2 separate regions of the Homo sapiens genome follow, and region 2 is linked to region 1. Evidence: chromatin contacts called from ENCODE Hi-C or POLR2A ChIA-PET data. All regions are on one chromosome and are shown on one strand. The core of a region is the stretch at or near the end of the contact, and the rest is flanking DNA. Distances in the headings are between cores, read along the strand shown. Region 1 overlaps LOC107986772 (a long non-coding RNA gene). Region 2 overlaps LINC02889 (long intergenic non-protein coding RNA 2889).

Region 1 (4,359 bases), core at 1,645-4,144:
TAGGTAGGATGAACACATCTAGAGACCTAATGTAAAACATGAGGACTATACTTAAATACTGTACTGTGCTCAGGATTTTTGCTAAAAGGAAATTTTAGGTGATCATGTCACAAAAACAAAAAAGGGTAACTGCGAGATGATAGCTATGTCAATTTGCTTCACTATGGTAACCTTTTCATTATCTGCATGTATATCTAAACATCATGTATTAAACCCTAAATATATACGGTAAGTTTTTTTAAAACACTTCAGACTCGGTGACACTCACTAAGTTTGCAAGGGATTTAAAGTTAGGAGGATAGATCTAATTTCAAATTCTACATGGACTCATTGTAGGACAAAAGTATATCCTGCTTGTCCTATATTTGCCTTTTTTTCTCTCCTGGTGAAGATAAGGAGTACCAATCACCAAATTATTTTATCCAGTAGTCCTTCGTAAGTATTGGTTACCTTCACAGTGAGGGTTTCCTGGTACCAATTTCAGATTCACCAGTTTGTTAAAAGCCAACTCTTCAATAAAATAGATTTTATTTTCCCATTAAGAAATCTCCCCTCCAAAGAAAAAAGTTTAAGATATTTCTGATGGAAAAGATTGGTGAAACTTATTTATTGTAGAAAGAAATAAGAAATTTGGATATAAAAATTCTTAGTATTCAATTCTATTATTTCCTATATTCTCTTGTATCCTAAATATGAAGGAGTAGTACTAAAGAGAACTGCTTTTTAAATGACCAAACTTTGAAATGTGTTCTTCAGACACAAATCAGCTGGACTACAAATCAATGTTATTTTTGACTTAATATTTTGTATTCTAGCCTTTGTTAATAAATGTAGTTTAGAGAATTGATCAGTATTAACTTAGCTGAATAAAAATGAAATCACAATATAATGTAGTTTTATAACTAAAGTAATTTTACTACAACCTATTTGTTGATATTCATGTTCAACAATTTTTTAAAAAGCATAGAAATATGCTATCCTGGTTTTTTAGAAAAGGTTTATTAGACATTCAGTTTCATGAGGAAATTGATAGGAAAATTTTCCAAGTTTTGATTCATTGTAATTTTGACTAATTGCTCTCTTGCTGTGAAGATGTGAAAATCTCCAGCTTTACTCACCTCAGCATTGGGGTGAATTAATATGCTTATATTTAGATGGTTCTACATTCTACAATCTGATTTTTTAGAGGGATATATGAGCCATTTGAGACCATAATTTTTTTCTGACAAAAAATAATTGACAAATTCCTTTAGTATCATGGATTAACTTCTAGAAATTATTAAGAACACCCCCCTCATAACCCCCCTGAAGCTCATAGAGTTTTGCTAAAGAGCAAGAAATTATTGAGACATATGCAGTGGTCAGCTCAGTTTCCTTCTCCCCCACCCACTTGATGGCAGGCAGGGTGCTCCTAATCAGACCTTACAGTATATATCTAGTAAGAGCCAATCAGATGACTTATTTGATGACTCTGTGAGCCTGTCATGTAATAAAGCTGATTCCTTTTCTCCTACCAGAAAACATGACTGAAACTGATGGCTTAGAGCTAAGTGAAAAACATATTAAACATGTATGAACCATTTGGGGCAAATTCCGTTTGATCCTGATGTATCATTATAACTTGAATTTTCTATCATCTTTGTTAAAGATTTATGATTTAATGACTTAAAGCCAATCTTAGTATGTCAATAAAATATGAAACTTTAATAATCAACAACAACAACAGTAACAAAAAACCTATTTACTTCTATTTTACTTGGATAAAACAAGGTGTAAAGGTCCCAGGTGATGGCAGTGTGGTCCCACATGTCCTGGCCAGGAGATATCAGGATGGGGATAGAGGTCGGGAATCTGGGCAGACCCCTGAAGCTGGTGGAAGTTGAAAAATGGATGGACAAAGGAGAAGCCAAGTAGAGGGAACCATGGAGCCAAGTGTCCAGAAAGCAGAGCCAGGATAAGGAGATGATCTGAGGATCTGTAAGTTTCATATTATCAAGCCAGTCATGATTGGAACATGAGATAAAAGCAAGTCTAAATGAGAAGGCACTAGTGTCAGAGAGAAAAGCCAGCAGTTTTCAGGGTACTGCTGCAGAGCCGTGTAAGTGGTGGGGCCAGGACAGTGCTAAGAATCTGTGACAGAGCTGGGACTCAAAACCAGGATCCAGGGCTGGACACTTGAGGGTCAACAGGGCCAGGGCTGAACCCACAAAAAGAATGCTTGTAAGGCTGTGTGTCTGAACTACTGGATATACTCCCAATATTTTCTCTAGCCCTTAGTAACCTGTCACCCTGAGACAGGACATGCAGGCCAGGGCTGAGCAGACATGTGAGGGCTTAATAGGGATGACTTCTGCGTTTAGAAAATTAGGAGACAAAGATAGAGACAGGCCAAGTGTAGAGGGATAATCTCAAAGACCACATCTGAGAAATGAGGCCCCTTTTTATAGATTTTGCTTTTCTTTAAAAGTATAAATCCTTTTCTTAAAAAGTGTAAATCTTGTCAGCTTCAAGGAAGAAACCTACTACCATTAACCTTTTCAGTTTTCCTCCCAGTTACAATCCAAGCAAAGCCAATTCACAGCGAAGCTGAGAAGTTTAGAAAGTTTGCCTTCTGTCTTATTCTCTCATTTTTGCAGCATTTTCTTCTCTCTGGTATAGTTATTTAATATATCCTGGTTGCTTCACCTCCCCGCCTCAAAACAGAGTAGGAGTTAAAAGCCATACTGTATGCTTTTGATTGAATAAGTGGCTATAATCTACTGCAGTGTAGTCTTAATGTGTTACCTCAAACGTAAGTTTTATTTTCAACAGGGTAGGCTTTTTTTTTCTAATTGCTTAAAGATATGAACCTTACCCTTAAGAAGGGGAAGTGGAATGAACCATATGAGTCAGTCAAAGATAGTCCACAGGAGGCCAGTCCGACCAAATCACATGTTAGACATACACTCTTGGAAACTGAAGAAAGCACGGAGAAAGCCATGACCTATTTTTTATTTTGTTGGAACTTGAAAGTTTTTTTTTAAATGAAAGTACTAAAGAACTCCAAAAATACATAGTAATGATAAAACAATCATATATCTATTATCAGGAAGCATAAAAATCATACAATAATCTAGTCCAGAGAGCATCATTACTTTGTCATCATTACTAAGTATTCCTTTTATAAGTAAATGTCAGTTCCTGCAACATTAGATAATTGTAGTTTAGAAATGAGTAATCTAATTTATTGGCCATGGCAGAGATTCAGCTCTTTGAAAAAGCATAGTCATTTTTAACCTTCTCATTGTTTATTGTTATGCATCTGACAATGGGATTTAATTTTTAGATATTTAAGCCTTTTCCTTATGCAACAATACCCCAAAGGCAGTCATTTCTGATGGTATTTGGAATCCCAAATCTTAATTCTTTTCCAGGAACAATGGAAATAAACAACCGATTTTAGGTGTTTCCCTATTTCCTTATTAAATAAAACCTTTTCACTTTGGCAGGCCTGCACTCTCTCTGTGAATGCTGGTTTATTTCCCCATTAATTGTCTTTCTAATTTTAATTAAACAGCCTTAAAGTGGCAGCAAAAGACACCTTTAATGTTTGTTAGTTCTGTTACTCTAGAAAGAAAAGAAGGTTTAATGTATTGCTTTAAATTCAACACACACACATACTTCTGATTGGGTAACACTAGGCTTTAAAGTACTTAAACCGAAAAGTAATTTCAAAATAAACATTCCTTTACTCTTTGGACTATTTGAAAATAAGCTGCCAGCATGACTGCCAAATGTCCCCTCTGAGTCTACATGTACATAAAAATATTTACCAAACCGTTGAGTCCACATCTCTATGAGGACAACATGCCATTTCTGATATGAGCTCTGGGGACTTAATGGCAGATATTTAGTTCTCAGCTGTCTTTAGCACATCCAATCCAATATAGTTGCGTATTACTTCTGTCTTTGGAGACAACCTAAATGATCTTACATTGTTAGAAATCTGTATCATTTAGATAAATAAATTTCAGATGTCACCTTTTTTCTTGGTGCCATTATGGTTATTTATAGTCCCAAATGAATTGTTGCAAATATACATTATAACTTTTATAATACATAAATTACAGTACATACATCTCTAAACTGGCTTGAGGTTAATTTTTAAATTGAATCTAGCAATGTGTGAATTTTCAAAATAGATTTAATGTTTTACATGAAAATTTGTTTAACTGCTAAGTTCATTTTTAATTCATTAGTGTGCTTGATATACTATCTTTAGAGGCAATTATTTTAACGACAAATTACATTAAATCAACAAATAATTTTTTTAAGCATCAGGGATTTCCTCTTTAACACTTTTATTGATTTATAATTAAG
Region 2 (4,711 bases), core at 154-2,653, 350 kb before region 1:
GGGGAATACACTGTAGCCACCTTTGACAAGGCGAGCTTCTTCTACTTAATCTTCCAGTTCTTCAGCTGTATGTAACATGATAGGCAATCTATTATTTTGTTCAATCTTTGGTTTTTCATAATAACATCGTCACCTGTTTTTCTTAATGATTTTCCTCTTGTTTTTGTTTCTAGTATCTGCTGTATGAGAACATTTTATATGCTTACTCTCAAATTTTATTTTTGATTTAATAATTCTGCTTTTTCCAATAAACACCTTTTATGGTTTGAATAGTTTCCCTTCCAAAACTCATGCTGAAATTTAATCTCCAATATAGTGGTGATTACCTCACCTCCAACTGAGAGATGAGGTCTTTGGGAGGTAATTGGATCATGAGGTCTTGGCCCTCCTGAATGGATTAGTGGATTAATGGGTAGTGGGTTTTAATGGGTTATCATGGGAATGGAACTGGTGGCTTCACAAGAGAAAAAGAGCCCTGAGATAGCACACTCGGCCCCCTCACCATGCGATGCCCTGTGTGGCCTTGGGATTCCTCAGAAAATGCCCACCAGCAAGAAGGTTCTCACCAGATATGGCCCCTTGACCTTGGATTTTTCAGGTAAGGAATAACTAAGAAATAAATTCATTTTCTGTATAAATTACCCAGTTTTTCATATGCTAAGCAACAGAAAATGAAGTAATACAACATATTTTTTTCTTTTAATGATTATACCCCTAAGATGCTGTATTGCAGCTCCCTTTAAGCTCATGTTACCCAAGGCACGATAGTTGCTTAGACAGTAATATGTGTGAGGATGACCCTCTTGATGAGTTTAGTTGGTTTAGAGATGTTGGTAGTGATTTTTCCCTAGAGGTGCCTTTTAAGAAGACCGTTGGGATGGAGTAAAGGACAGAGTGGGAGGATGGGAGAAGGACATGCTCAGGAATGGACAGATTTGCTTATTCCTGTTGTTAACTCTTCACCTTCCAGCCAGGCCAGAATTGTGCTCCAGGTATATTCAGCCACCTTCAGTGGGCACTGGATGGGCCCTGGCTTTCCTGTCTTGTGGTGGTGATATGTAAGGCAATGATGTGCTCAGAGGGATGCAGGAGAGAGAAAAGGACACACAAAAATCGCTCTACCCCATCCACTGTGTCTTTGAATCTGGAGGGTTGCCTGAGTCATAGTGGAAGAAGCTGGAAAGATGGGAGACAGGCGAACAAGAAAGCAGTAGCTATTGGGTGACTCAGGAGTGTGGTCAGTCCTTGTGTATGGCAAAGAACAAGGAAGGAGATATTTGTGCAACAAATATCACCACTTCCTGGTCCTTCCTATCAATAAATCAGTTCTTGAAAGCACTCCCTCCCTATTCTTGTATTCATGACTCTTACCTGAACAACCTAATTCACCCTGCCAGGGACAAAAAACAATTCAAGAAACCTTTTCTTGGATCCTTGCCTTCATTGTGCCATGGTCCACAGGAGGTTGTATAATTTATTAGTGGGCCTTTTGTGTTTCATCATTTATGTCCCTGTCTGATGAGTAACCCATTTTATTTTTTAGGCAGCTGATGTGGCAGTTGCATCAACAAGCAGCTATAAAAACTAAGCATCTGTAAATCCTTTTGATAAATATTTGTGAAGTTTCAGAATCCTCATGTCTGATCAGTGTAAATCAGCAAGCAAGACAGTCTCCTAGGAAAGCCATTTGGAGACACAGTAGTGCGTTCTGACCATGGGAACTTCCTCATGAGGGTCAGGGATAAGAAACTCATGAGGTCTTCAGCAAAGATAAATTAGCCTTCACAGAAGCAGATGCTTCAGACTACTGATACTAAATTTTACTGGGTCAAACATTGAAAACCTCGCTTCTGAGCAAGGAGAAGTTGGAGGATCAAAAGTCAGGTTGAAGGGGGCAAAATAAGAGTCCATAGAAGACGTCCCTGCAGTTTGCCGTCCTCATTGAACAGAGGCAAAATTCTACATGATGTGGAAGAAAATTTTAAATGGGGTTTATGTAAATTTGCAACTATAAATAAGCAAGGTAAATAGACTTTAATATAGATATACCCTTTATGATATTTTCCTGAATTTTGAACATGGACAAAAAAATCCTCCCCCCCGCAATATATTTTTCACTTGAGCAATGCCTAATATTACCTGCTTTGTTCACTAAAAAGATATTAGAAAGTAAAATCCCAACTGGATCAACAACCTAATGGGCTAGACTCCGCAGTATAAAATTAGAAAATAGCTTCATTTTTCTCCTACCACTTTTGCAAACCTCTCTGTTAGATATTCCTTCCTTTTTCCTCATGATATTTTATGGTCACTTTCAGTTTCATTTTTTTCAGGTATTAAAAGCGCAGTCTGGTCTAAACTAAACTTGTGATATCAAGTTTAAAGCTTTTCCCTTTCTTTTGGGCCTGACCTAGAAGGTTGGGCAAGAGGTGTGGTGAGTCTCTCCTCTCTTTCTTGTTCCATATCCTTCTGACATGAAAGATGTCATGGTGGTGATGTGCCTCTGGATCTTCCAGGGCTAGATGGGACAGAGGATTAAGACCTATTAAGACCTAGAAGGCAAAAAGAGTCTCATGTACTTAGCTGGTACTGTTTGTAGAGCTTACTTGGCTGTCATGGGCTCTCTGTCATGGCAGGCTCTTTCTTTAATAGGGCACTATCGTGGGTTTCCTGGTCATTTCCTTGCTGCAGGAGTTGCACTTTCTGGTGAACCCATTTCCTTCTGCTCTTTTTGCCTGTTGTTGTTATACCTGCCACCCCACAGTTTGACTTGCACTGGGATCACTCAGATGTGCGAACAGCTTGTCTGAGTGAACTTCTTTCAAGGTTACTCAATCCCAGTGGTCTTCTATAGTCTTCCAACACTGGGAATCCGGGCCACTTTTGAGGAGTTCATCATTTTATCTAATTGTTACATCTTGGAACAGGTTCAGCTTCTATAGCCCAGGAAGTATGATGGTAGCAGGGGGGCGTGTGTGAGAGAGATTTTGGTGAGAGAGACTTCAGCAGTTTCTGCTCATCCAGTCATGGCCTGTAAAAGGCAACATTTATGCTGGTGGAATGAGGCATAGGCCAGCTGAAGACATTTACATTGTTGTAGTTCAGCATCAAACCCAAATAGCCAAATGAAAATTTCTCAACATTTGAAGATGACTTTTGGAGACAAACTGATGTATTTTAAGACTCAAATGAATCTGAGATGATGTCCACTAACTACCATTCAGAATCCACACAGGGGTTCCTGACTGGACCAATGAGAGTGTTTTGGTTACAAAGGAGGGTTGAGAATGTTTTTATCTGAATGTGCCTGTAGGTGTCACCAAAGTAAATGACTCCTTTACCCTTGGTTTGATAACGGGGGCAAAAAAGTAGAGTAAAAAAATGATATTTTGTAAAGCCTACAGGGGTAAAAAAGTAAAGTAAAAAATGATATTTTGTAAAGTCTGTCTATGTTGTTACATTGACACCACAGAATAGCAGCAACAAGGTCATTCACAGTAAAGTCTGCAAATTCTCCTTCGATTTTGCAATTACGATTTATCTAAGACGATGAAAGTATACTTGGCAAGGGAACAGTCTTCAGTGTATAGCAAGCAAGGAAAACTCCTTTCTCCTCCCCAACAGACACGCCTCCTTCAAGACAGGAGAAGTTTCTTCTTTACCTGATTCTAGTCACTCATTAGACACACTGTCTTTAGGCAAGGAATACTGATGCCTCATGAAAGAAAAAAAATTACATGGGCATTGGTAGTTAAAGAAGAAAAAAAGTGAAGACAACATTTAAAAAAATGATTGGGAAACATTCAATTCCAAAAGTATTTAAATTTTTTTCCTCTGTACTTTTTTTTTTTAAACTATAAATTTTGATTCTTTAGAAAAAAATCAGAAAAGATTTTTTCTTTAGAAAAAAAATCCTTCCTTTTAAGGAAGGAAAATCCACTGCAAAATGATCAGCTAGAAACTCTTATCTCTGAGCTTTCACAGCCAGGGAGGGTAGGTGATGTTACCCAGAAAGTACTTGGACTTGGCACTTGTATTTCAGTACTGTGAAGGATGTTTCCAGCTGGGCTCACATTCTGTACGTCAGTCTTCTCACCAAGAGGCTAAAACAGCATTTCATCACAGAATGGCCAAGACTGAGACCCACTGAAAGAAGAATGCTCAACAAAAAGGAATTTACACAGCTCCAGCGCCATGTTAACAGAGTGTGAACAGCCTTTCTTATGTTAGCAAGAATTTTGTAGGCCTAATGAGAAAAAGAATCCTCTCTAGAAACTTCTGGTATTTAAAGTGAAATCTAAGCAATTGAAAGACACAGAGAATAAAGTCTCTGGAAATGTTATTTGTCAGTGAAACATGGCTCAGGACAAGAAAGACATAAAATACTGAGAATTATCAGCAGAACCTAGAAGAAAAAAAAAATTCAGACAAGGACAGACTATACTTGTAGTTATTCTAGAATAAGTACTACATATTGTGTGAGGAAGAATTGAAAGTTGACTGTAAGACTTCATTGTATATACTTTGTGATAAATAAGCATATGCAAATACTAAGAGTAATCTTAGGTATTTCAAAGTAATATCTTCAGATTCTAAGTAAGCATTTAAGCATTTTCTACTGACTTTTTTCCTTATAAAGCCCTATGCCTTTCTGGTATTATTACCTATAGATACATAGTACAGTCATAATTCTGTTGTCCAGATTGAAAAA

What was found. Hi-C counts contacts between places; a loop is a spot of excess contacts on that map. ChIA-PET counts read pairs that join two places held with the same protein, here RNA polymerase II (POLR2A). Pooled maps may share reads with other maps.
Region 2: a loop to region 1 is called in a pooled map, with 3 times the contacts of the local background. The contact joins two enhancer-like sites. A Hi-C loop is called at or near these places in 1 of 37 single-sample maps with no recorded cell type and 3 of 50 pooled maps. POLR2A ChIA-PET finds 5 or more read pairs at or near these places in 1 of 52 experiments (GM12878).

What each region holds. Positions count from the first base shown.
Region 1 is chr7:17,184,391-17,188,749 of GRCh38, reverse strand. The region is part of intron 1 of LOC107986772 (a long non-coding RNA gene); the gene reads right to left. All of the region lies in intron 6 of LOC101927609 (a long non-coding RNA gene), which reads left to right. Among named protein-coding and RNA genes, the nearest start is that of AHR, 110 kb to the left of the region's middle. RefSeq lists an enhancer at 2,759-2,828. Within about 2 kb of position 2,894, at least 2 of the 41 ENCODE cell types and tissues checked have a DNase peak (open chromatin) inside an H3K27ac peak, as active enhancers do.
Region 2 is chr7:17,529,808-17,534,518 of GRCh38, reverse strand. All of the region lies in intron 1 of LINC02889 (long intergenic non-protein coding RNA 2889), which reads left to right. Among named protein-coding and RNA genes, the nearest start is that of LINC02889, 27 kb to the left of the region's middle. Within about 2 kb of position 1,403, at least 5 of the 41 ENCODE cell types and tissues checked have a DNase peak (open chromatin) inside an H3K27ac peak, as active enhancers do.